Regions from separate parts of the Homo sapiens genome. Here region 2 is linked to region 1. A link is an interaction called in ENCODE POLR2A ChIA-PET data of the cell type or tissue named here. Cell type or tissue: PC-3. All regions are shown on one strand. Each heading gives the region's core, and the rest is flanking DNA. Links, peaks and the distances in the headings are about the cores only.

Region 1 (5,389 bases), core at 237-5,236:
ATCTTCAAAGGTTTCCTCCTGCCTCCTTTGTGTTTTTTTCTTGGTGATAAGAGCACTTAAGATGTACTCTCTTAGCAAAATTTTAAGTATACAGTACAGCATTGTTAATCATAGGTCTTATGTTGTACAGTAGGATTTCCAGAGCTTGTTTATCCTGCATAACTGAAATTTTGTACCCTTTGATCAACATCTTCCCATTTCTCTGTCCCCCAACCACCCTTGGCAACCACCATTCTACTCCCTGCTTCTATGATTTTGACTATTTTAGATTCCATATATGAGTGAGATCATGCAGTATCTGTCTTTCTGGGTCTGCCTTATTTCATTTGGCATAATCTCCTCCAGGCCCATCCACACTGTCCGGAATGATAGGATTTCCTTCTTTTTTAAGGCTGAATAATATTCCATAGCAAATTTTCTTTATCTATTTGTCTGCAGAAGGACATTTAGATTGTTTCCATATTTTGACTATCGTGAATAACGCTGCAATGATCATGAGAGTGCAGACATCTCTGAGATCCAGATTCCAATTCCTTTGGTTATAGATCCAGGAATGGGATTGCTGGGTCATATGATAGTTCTATTTGTAATTTTTTTGAGGAACCTACATATTGTTTTGCTTAGTGGCTGCACCAATTTACATTTCCACCAACAGTGCATAGGGTTCCCTTTTCTCCACACCCTTGCCAACACTTGTCCTCAGGTTTTTGGATAACCATCCTAACACGTATGAGGTGATATTTCATTGTGGTTTTCATTTGCATTTCCCAGATGGTTAGTGATGTTGAGCAACTTTTCATAAACCTACTGGCCATGTGCATATCTTCTTTGGAGAAATGTCTATTCAGGTCCTTTGTCCATTTTAATCAGGTTATTATTATTAGTTTTTGCTATTGGGTTGTATAAGTTGCTTATATGCTTTGGATACTAACCCCTTATCAGATCTGCAACTATTTTCTCCCTTTCCATAGGTTGCCTTTCCATTTTGTCAAGTGTTTCCTGTCCTATGCAGCAGCTTTTTAGTTTGATGTACTCCCTCTCACTTATTTTTGCTTTTGTCAGCTATGCTTTTGGTGTCCAAGGGAAGACGATTTTAGCAGGGCAATTTAGGGCTTAGACATGTGCATTCACCTTCAAAGAAAACAGTCTGTGGTCATTCCATTTGAAGACTCCATTGCCTGAGAAGAGGCTTCATGGATGGCCTCTGCCTGTAGGAGCTTTCTTACTGTTCCACACTATTTCATTACATGCCTGTTCAAGAAGAGCCAGTGACCATAGGGAAGATCAGGCAGCCAGGTCCCTGCTTCTTAGCATTTTTTTCTTTTCTTGGTAGCCTGAGAATAAAGAGCCCCAGGGCAGTTAGTTCAGGGCTGCTTCCATCCTTCATGGAATTCTGAAGAGCAACTTTCTGGAAGAGTGGTAGGGGGAGGGGTTGGGTAAAGAAGAGAAGACGAGCTTTCCAGAGAAACTCATGCGAGAGTCCAGGGGGGTTCACATTTGGTTCAGGAGGGCCAGCATTGCACACTAGAAATAGCCCCCATCCCTGGACTGGCCAGGACATCACTTACCCACCCCCCTGACTTCAATCAGAGCTGGGACTCACAACCCCACTGATGTGAGGCCTGCTTGGTGCACCGAAGTTCCTCCTGCTGACTCACACTGAAGTACCGCCGCAATATGGAGAAATTCCATGACAAAAGAGAGTATTCCTGACATTTTTCCAAGCACTCAGATTTTCCAGTAGATTGCACTGAGCACAGTATTTCTGTCATCCAAACTGCGTAGGAATAGCTCAATGTTTCCAAAGTGAAGTGGAAAAACTCACTGTGGTAGTAAAATTCTAATGCTGCTCTCTTTTTCTCCGAGACCCACAAGGGGACCTATTGAAATGTAAGACTGAACCAGGCCTGGTAGGCATTGATGTGGAACTAAAGTATACCTTGGGGACTCTGGAAAAAGTGAATATGTGACCAGAGCCAAATGCAACCTGGGGACACTTCCTGTGGGTCTGGCCCGGGGCTCCTCACCTTTCTTAACGGAGCTTTAGGTGAATGGATATGCAAGTCCCCTCTGGTTAGAACCATGAGACAGGAGTGTCCCCATTGGCCTCTACTCTGAAGGTATTTGAGTTTGAAACCCCAGATAAAATACTGCTATAGACTGAATGTTTATGTATCCCCAAAATTGGTATGTTGAAACTTAACCTTCAATGTGACTGTATTTGGAAGTGGGTCCTTTGGGAGGTGGCTAGGTCATGAAGGTAAAGCCCTTGTGAATGGGATTAGCGCCCTTAGAAAAGAAATCCGGCTGGGCGTGGTGGCTCATGCTCCTAATCCCAGCACTTTGGCAGGCCAAGGCGGGTGGATCACCTGAGGTCGGGAGTTCGAGATTAGCCTGACCAACATGCAGAAACCCCATCTCTACTAAAAATACAAAATTGGCCAGGCGTGGTGGCACATGCCTGTAATCCCAGCTACTCAGGAGGCTGAGGCAGGAGAATTGCTTGAAGCCGGTAGGTGGAGGTTGCAGTGGGCGATAGAGCAAGACTCCACCTCAAAAAAAAAAAAAAAAAAAAAAAAAAAAAGAAAAGAAAAGAAAAGAAAAGACAAATCCTAGAGAGCTCTCTCACGGCTTCCACCATGTGAAGTCTCAGTGAGAAGGCAGCTATCCGTGAACCAAGAAACAGGCCCTCACCCGACACCAAATCTGCTGGTACCTTGACCTTGCACTTTCCAGCCTTTAGAGCACTGAGAAATAATTTTCTGTTGTTTACAAGCCACCCAATCGATAGTGTTCTGTCATAGTAGTCCAATGGAGTAAGAAATACTTCAGACATTCAGCAATGAAAGAAGTGGGGAGAGAGGTATCTGTCTCTTCACTTCCTTCAGCTCTATGAAATAAAACCACAAATAAAAGCTCACTTATTTCCTTCCATGTAACTTTCACAATTGGTAATTACTTTTACTTGTTTGTGTGCTTACACTAGAATGCCTGCTTCCTGTGGGCAGGGAGCAGGCCTATTGTGGTCACTATTATATCTCCAGGCAAAAAATAGGTCTCAATTAACATTTGTTGAATGAGTAAATGAATGGATGGATGGATTAATAAATGAATACAAACCTATAAAGTTACAGACAAATTTATACCTCATGTAAATATATTAACATCTCATATAAAGGACATAAAACAAGAGGCGTAAGGGAAAGGCAATTTCCCCCAGTGTGTCTCTGAAACTAAGGTAGTGACTGATGTTAAAAAATAAATCTGTTCTTAATGCTTTAGTTACTAAATTTCCTATTTCTGAACGAGAGGAGAATACTCCATCAAAGGAAAATGCTGGAGAAATTCCCCTCCTACAGAGGGACCCCTCTCAATTTGTAAAAACACCCTTTTTTGTTTGGTTCTACCATCTTAAAGAAAAAAAAGTAGAAATGCAGACACCTCTTTGTATGATGACCATGCAGTGTACCGCCCAAAATGGGCCTCAGACGGCTGGGTGCGGTGGCTCATGCCTGTAATCCCAGCACTTTGGGAGGCCGAGGTGAGTAGATGACTTAAATTCAGGAGTTCAAGACCTGCCTGGCCAATATAGTGAGACCCCATCTCTACTAAAAATAACAAAAATTAGCCGGGGGTGGTGGTGAGCACCTGTAATCCCAGCTACTCAGGAGGCTGAAGCAGGAAAATGGCTTGAACCCAGGAGGTGGAGGTTGCAGTGAGCCGAGATCGCACCACTGCACTCCAGTCTGGGCAACAGAGCGAGACTCTCTCAAGAAAAAAAAACCCAATAAACAAAATGGGCCTCTGAGAGTAAAATGGGTCATGAAGGGGGATTATGGGAGCAAACTGGGACTTTTCTGGGCAAATGATGACATGGGGTCTGACCTACCTCTGCAACAGGTAAGTTAATCTAAGCTCATTCAAAGTTAAAACAATTTTTTAAATAATTCTTCCATTTAAAATGTGTTGTTAATTGAACCCTTCTTATCTTGAACTCTGATGAGTTTTTATCTTGAGAATTAATTCTTGCAAAGTAAAGTATCTTGAGCTTCTCTGGTAAGTTTTTGATTCTAGAGTTATATCTTAAAACACAAAGTATAACACAGGTCACTTTCCCTGGATGATATATCAAGTGAGATACTGTGAAAATACTCTGCATGGTAAGCCCTCGACTCTACCTCTTTCTTTTTATGAAAACAGAATACATGGCACAAAGCACAGCTGCCCCTGAGACATGCTTCAGAGGTAAAGCGCTTTGTAACAGATTCACTTCCTTTCCCAGTGCCACAGAACAAAGATTACACTCAGCCTTCCTGGACATAAAAACTTCAGTTTTTCCCATTCCTCCTGCCAAAGCTGAAATGCCGAGAAATGCTGGGAACCTGGCCTGTGATTATACACACTTCATATTTTACATTCTGAAACCCCAAGGAATAAGCTGTTGAGAACAGAGTCCTATTTCTTAAATGGCAGTTGAACAGATACAACGCTCAAGCTCTGTTGAGCGTGGCTTAGTATTTGCATAGGCAGAAACAGACAAAGACTGCACAGATTCTGCCAGTCTGTGGGCACCTTCCCGGCATATGTGGCAGACCTCAGTTAACTTTTCTCACTTATTTCTGTTTGGTTGTTTTTTAACCTTCTGAATTACTCAACCAGATTCTTACAGGAAAAAAAAAAAAAAAACCACTAACACACATACAAATCAGTCACAGGGAAACTCAGTTACGGCCTCTGACGGGTTTGAACCTGTCTATTTGCAAATGAGAAAACAAAATTTCAGTGTTCTTTAGGCCAAAATAGTATCTACCCTGCTCCTTGGTGCAGCAATAAAATGGACAGCCCCACAGTAATCAGATTTTGGGTTTGCTTTTGTCAAAATTTTCCTCCTCAGTTTTGTAAGTTGATTTCACCGCCACAGTATATTTTTCTCAATTCCACCTTCTGTGTAGGAGTCAAAAAAAAAAAAAAAAAAAAAGCCTGCTTCCCTTCCTCTCTTACATTCATTCCTTTCCTTCAAGAACCAACCCAAGAGCCACACATCCCCCAGGAAGGGCTCGAAAGGGTGAATTCCATGACTCAGTGTCACCTGCCTTCCTCTGCTGCTCGGCCCCATTTCTTTGTCAAAGGAGTGTTAAAATCCTCACTCGGTGAACTTGGGAAAGGCAAGCTTCTAGCTGCTTGGATTAAAGACTGAATACCCCCTCTTGCTTCATTTGCAAGATTTGGGGCTGCTCCCATCTGTTCTTAGAGGGCAGGAGCTCATTTTTAATTTTTTCTCTCTTGACATTATTTGGGACAGCGCCCATAGAGAAAGGTGTTTGAGAACTCCCTGGTGAATAAGCAGTCCACTCTGTACAACAGAAGGCACTCTATAACCACGGTAGAA
Region 2 (5,389 bases), core at 73-5,072, 140 kb before region 1:
ATGTAATCTAGGTAAAACCAAAATCTTCTCTGTAGTATATTTACATATACTAAAAAGGATATATATACTTTATTTTTTAGAGCAGTTTGGACTTACAAAACATTATAAAGATAGTAAAGAGAGTTCCTATGTACTCCATATCCAGTTTCTCCTATTATTAACAACTTATATTTGTATAGCACATTTGTTATCATTAGTGAGTCAACACCTGTATATTATTAACAAGTCTATACTTTATTCAGATTTCCTTGGTATTTATCTAATGTCCTTCTATTTCCTTGGTATTTATCTAATGTCCTTTTTATTTAATGTCCTTCTATTTCCTTGGTATTTATCTAACGTCCTTTTTTTTTTTGAGACAGTTTTGCTTTTATTTAATGTCCTTCTATTTCTTTGGTATTTATCTAATGTCCTTTTTTTTTTTTTTTTTGAGACAGAGTTTTGCTCTTGTCACCCAGGCTGGGGTACAATGGTGTGATCTCGGCTCCCTGCAACCTCTGCCTCCCAGATTCAAGCAATTCTCCTGCCTCAGCCTCGCGAGTAGCTGGGATTACAGGTGCCAGCCACCATGCCCAGCCAATTTTTTTATTTTTAGTAGAGACGGGGTTTCACCATGTTGGCCAGGCTGGTCTTGAATTTCTGACCTCAGGTGATCCACCTGCCTTGGCCTCCCAAGTGGCATGAGCCACTGCGCCTGGCCCCTCATGTCCTTCTTCTATTTCAGAATCTCATCCAGGATACCATATTACATTAGTTGTTCTGTCTCCTCAGGCTCCTCTTGGCTGTGATGATTTTTCAGATTTACCCTGTTTTTGAGGAATACTCATCAAATATTTTGTAGACTGCTCCTTAATTGGTATTTATCTGATTTTTTTTTTGCACGATTAGACTGGATTATGGGTTTTTGGGTAGAAATTCACAAAGATAAAGAGGCTTTTTGTTGCATTGTATCAAGAGTACATTTCATCCACATGACTTCTTACTGTTGATATTGATCTTGATTGCTTGGCTTATTGTCATGTTCTTCGCTGTAAAGTTAAACCATGTCTATGCTGCACCTTTTGGAAGGAAGTCACTACATATAGCCCACATCAAAGGAGTAGGGGGTTATGTTCTACCTCTTTGAGTGTAGAATATCTAAAGACATTATTTGGAATTCTTCTGCATGGGAGATGTGTCATTTTTTCACGATTTATTTATTCGATTATTCACTTATAATAGTATGAACTCATAGTTATTTTATACTTTTGCTTATAGTCTAATACTGCATTATTTTGTGGTTCACATTGTTTCAGGTTTGGCCATGAGGAGCTCCTGTTGAAGTTGGCTCCTGTATCCCTTTGAGATCCTCTTATAATTTTGTGTGTGTGTGTGTGTGTGTGTGTGTGTGTGTGTGTGTGTCTGTGTGTGTTAGATACTTACTTTCTGGCACTACAAGATGCTCCAGGGCCAACTTGTATATATGCTAACCCAATCTTACAATCAGCAATTTCTCCAAGGAGCTCTAGTTTCTTTTACTGGAGAACAGTATTAAAACCAAAATCTGGGCACTAGAAGTTCTCCTTGCTACTGGGGTGTCATTGCTTTCTAGGCTCTCTTAGCTGACGCAACAAGGAAATATGTATACTAAGCTCTGTATATATGTACAAATATCTATAAATATTTCTATATGTAACCATAGGTATCTATGTTAAGCTAAACATGAGTGAATTCATACTGATAGCCCCAACTCTAATTCATTACCACATGGACCAGTCTAGCCTATTCCCATTGTTTATCTGTGAACCCCATGAGAAATCTGGCTCCCACCATCCACCATGCATTTACTTAATTGCTAATTCTGGTATAAATGTAGAGCAGTATTAGAATTGTTAACTTGAAACCTTATGGGAAACAACTTTATTAAGTACAGTTTTATGTACATTTTCTTTTGCCTTTAGTCTTACAGACTCCTCTCATTTCCAAAATCACTTAGCTCAGCATCTTTTCCTCCCACTTCCTTCAGTGAAGTTGCTTTATAGATTTTTAGTACAGTTAGATTGTTTTGTCACTGCAGTCCATTCTAGGACCCTTGACCTTCTAAATGATCTTTAAAATGTGCATACACTAATGTTTACTCTTTGTTCTATAAAGTTCCATGGATTTTGATATATGCATTGTCATGTATCCATAATTACAGTATTATGCGAACAGTTTTACCACTCTAAGAAATTCCTCCTGCTTAACCTATTTAATCCTTCCTCCCCTCTCCCTGAGCCCCTGGAAATCAATGCATTTTTTTAATGTCTCCATAGTTTTGCCTTTTCCAGAATGTCATGTAATTGTAAACATACAATATGTAGCCTTTCAGATCGGATTGTTTCACTTGGAACTACGCATTTAAGATTCATTCATGTCTTTTTGTGATTCAACAGCTCATTTATTTTTATCATCAAATAATATTCCAGCAACTGACTGTACCACAGTTTATTTATCCATTCACCTATTGAAGGACATCTTATTTGCCCCCAGTTTTTGGTCATTATGAATACAGCCGCTATAAATATTTGTTTGCAGGTTTTTATGTGGATATAAATCTCAAATCAGTTGGGTAAACACCTAAAAGTTCAAATGCTGAATCATATGGTAAGACTGTGTTTAGCTTCTCTGGCCTACTTAGCTAGCATGTGCCACTCCTCAAAATCAGGTGGTGACTACCCCTACGATCATCGACAGCCAACACCGTCAGTTATTTCACTATTTCTTCCACCCTCATTCCAATTTTCAGTACGTAAATACATCTATTGAGTGACCCTACTGTGTAAGAATAATCATTCTTTATATTTTTCAAAGTTCTTTCACATGCATTATCACAATATCTCTAAAATAGCAGTACAGGAGCCAACCTGTTCCAGGCAGAATCCTGGCTCTGATCCTAACCTACGGCCTGACACAGGGAAAGTATCTAAATCTTTTCACCTGTAAAAGGGGATACTGCAGCACCTATCTAAATGTACCTGTTCATGCTGTGAAGATGTAATGAGTGTTTAGGGCAGCGCCACTTCTTGGACCACGTCACACTGCTGTTTGGAGGCTGGGCCAAGATTAGAATGTGAATCTTTTGATTCTTATTCCTATGCTTCTTCCCCTAGAAATGAGATTATTCCCCCAACCTCTTTTCCCTGCAACCTCGGACAATATGGGAGCCTCAGTGACATCAAAGCAATTGACCTCACAATCAATTTAGGAAAGGCTCTGGTAATTTTTGTGCACATGCATGGTAGGGGAGGGATCTGTTTATAGTCAAGTAGGATAATCCAATAACCATTGACAGAAATAGTCTTTTCTTGTCTTTAATGAATAAAAAGAACAACAGACTTCATTTTAATATCTAGGCTCTTAGATCAATCAATGGGCTAAGTACTGAAACAGTTTAAAAATCTATGAATTGAACTGCATGAACATGAATCTGTGCATTAAATTCTATGGACATAAAATGAATCCGTTCAAAAACAAGTTTGGGCAGTTTACATCTGGTATGTAGTGTTTTCAGAGTAAGGTTTTAAGGTTTAAGAGGTTTGAAAACTCTGTATCCCAGCCAGAGAATGCTTATCTGCTTTATGCTAGTTTTTACCTGCAGAATTTTTGTCTCTGTGACATCATATATTCATTTGCTGCTATATTTTAGAATGCATTGCACAACAGTGGGAACTGATCTAAGAAGGTTAATCATATTCTGGCAGTCGCTGAGCAGGCTGGCAATTAATGAGAAAGTTTGAAGAAGAATGTTATTTCAGAATACACCACAGCCTATTCTATAGGGTCAAGTTGACTTTTTATTTTCATTTGGTTGCTTATATAAACAGTGAAAGTGCAAAAATCCTCAAGGACTGACAAGCAAAGATTAATATTGTGTTTACAAAATAAGCAAACACAAAATATCCACAATGCTTTCACACACACACACACACACACACACACACATGCACACACATATACACATACATGCGTGCACAAACACATCTTTGTTGCAACCTGTTCATCTTGGGCTAGAAGTATGTGTGGGACGTGACTAGAGCTATCCGTGAGGATCATCAGGATTTCAAATAACTTGCAATGATTGGTATCAGTTATAAAAACACTGAATTATCCAACTGATCATGGCTAGAGTATAGTTTGGAAACCATTTATAAATAAAACTACATTCTAGTCACAACAATTTAATAATATAAATATATAGAGAAATTTAAATATACAAACATTTCAAGTAAATGCTAATTGTGACCTAATGTCTTTACTAGAGAAGAATAATATGAAAATTCATCTAGTGTTCTGTTTATAACTCTAATGCAAAAGATAGTTCTCTATTAGTTGAGTCAAATGTTTGTATCTCGATTACAGGCATCAGAACTTTGAGGTCTTTACTGACCTACACTCCTATCAAGACAAAAAAAAAGGAAGAAGTGTGGCATTTATTTGTCCATTAGTTCATTCATTCATTCTGCAAATATTCAGCATTTACCTTGTACGTGGCATTGAATTTGGCCCGAAGAACAGATAACCTAATGGTGTTTGGAGAATTGAAATAGTTATACTGCAAGTAATCTAATTGATTAAATCTTCTTATTTAAAGTTGAAGACTGAGGCAAATTAAAGCAGCCAAACAATTTTGGCTAGTTTTACCCATGCACTCTCGTTATGTCCATACCCACCTTCCACTAAACTTCTCTTGTCATTCTTCCCTATTTTCTAACCATTATTATAACTCCAACAGATATATTGTCATTTGCATTTATATACAATTAAGTTGGTCAATGATCCTAATCCATTCACTTCAACTACATAAGTACAATGTTAGTGAAATAAATGTGTCATTTAAAAATGAGGTCTGATCATACCATAAGACAGGGCAAAAAGGAAAATAAAGAAAATGAGGTCTAAGGTTAAAATATTTCATTAAAAAACATCAAAACTGAACACAGAAATGATCACAATAGAAGCAGACAGCCATTCCTTAGAACCTCTTTCTACTGTCTATTTCCTGAAATGGTTTTTCTCTAGTTTATTTCATTTTGTATCACAGATGACTATTTGGTTTAGTGTGTCTAATTCCTCTGCAATTAGATTTGCAGAACATATTACTTCATTTTAATAAAAAGTTTTTGAATCACAGCCAAATTGCTGTAGGACAAGCAGATTTTGTTTTCTTACAATTTCATTAGTAAAAAAAAAATGAGGATACCAATATTGAAATGTCACAAATATGGAATTTTAAGTCAAACATCTGTGTTCCCTTAAAGGAGAATATCTTTTCTGAAGCTTGGGAGCCTCCATTAGTGAACAAATTAGTTAAACAGACATTTGCAATGAAAAAAAAAAATCCCATCAGTTTTGTTGAATTATTTTTGTT

Evidence for each region. Peaks named below come from ENCODE experiments on the same cell type or tissue, not always from the same donor. Only the 100,000 strongest peaks of a DNase experiment are listed, where the experiment ranks them.
Region 2: POLR2A ChIA-PET joins it to region 1 with 17 read pairs; 4 of 35 experiments call an interaction of 5 or more read pairs at or near these places.

The regions. Positions count from the first base shown.
Region 1 is chr14:61,502,591-61,507,979 of GRCh38, reverse strand. All of the region lies in intron 10 of PRKCH (protein kinase C eta), which reads right to left. Among named protein-coding and RNA genes, the nearest start is that of PRKCH-AS2, 40 kb to the left of the region's middle. RefSeq lists an enhancer at 1,220-1,792. In PC-3, for the core only: no CTCF peak of the experiment used is centred there; no DNase peak of the experiment used is centred there.
Region 2 is chr14:61,645,169-61,650,557 of GRCh38, reverse strand. The region is part of intron 1 of LINC03033 (long intergenic non-protein coding RNA 3033); the gene reads right to left. Among named protein-coding and RNA genes, the nearest start is that of HIF1A, 48 kb to the left of the region's middle. In PC-3, for the core only: no CTCF peak of the experiment used is centred there; a DNase peak (open chromatin) is centred at 2,627; H3K4me3 peaks cover 938 bases; H3K27ac peaks cover 2,711 bases.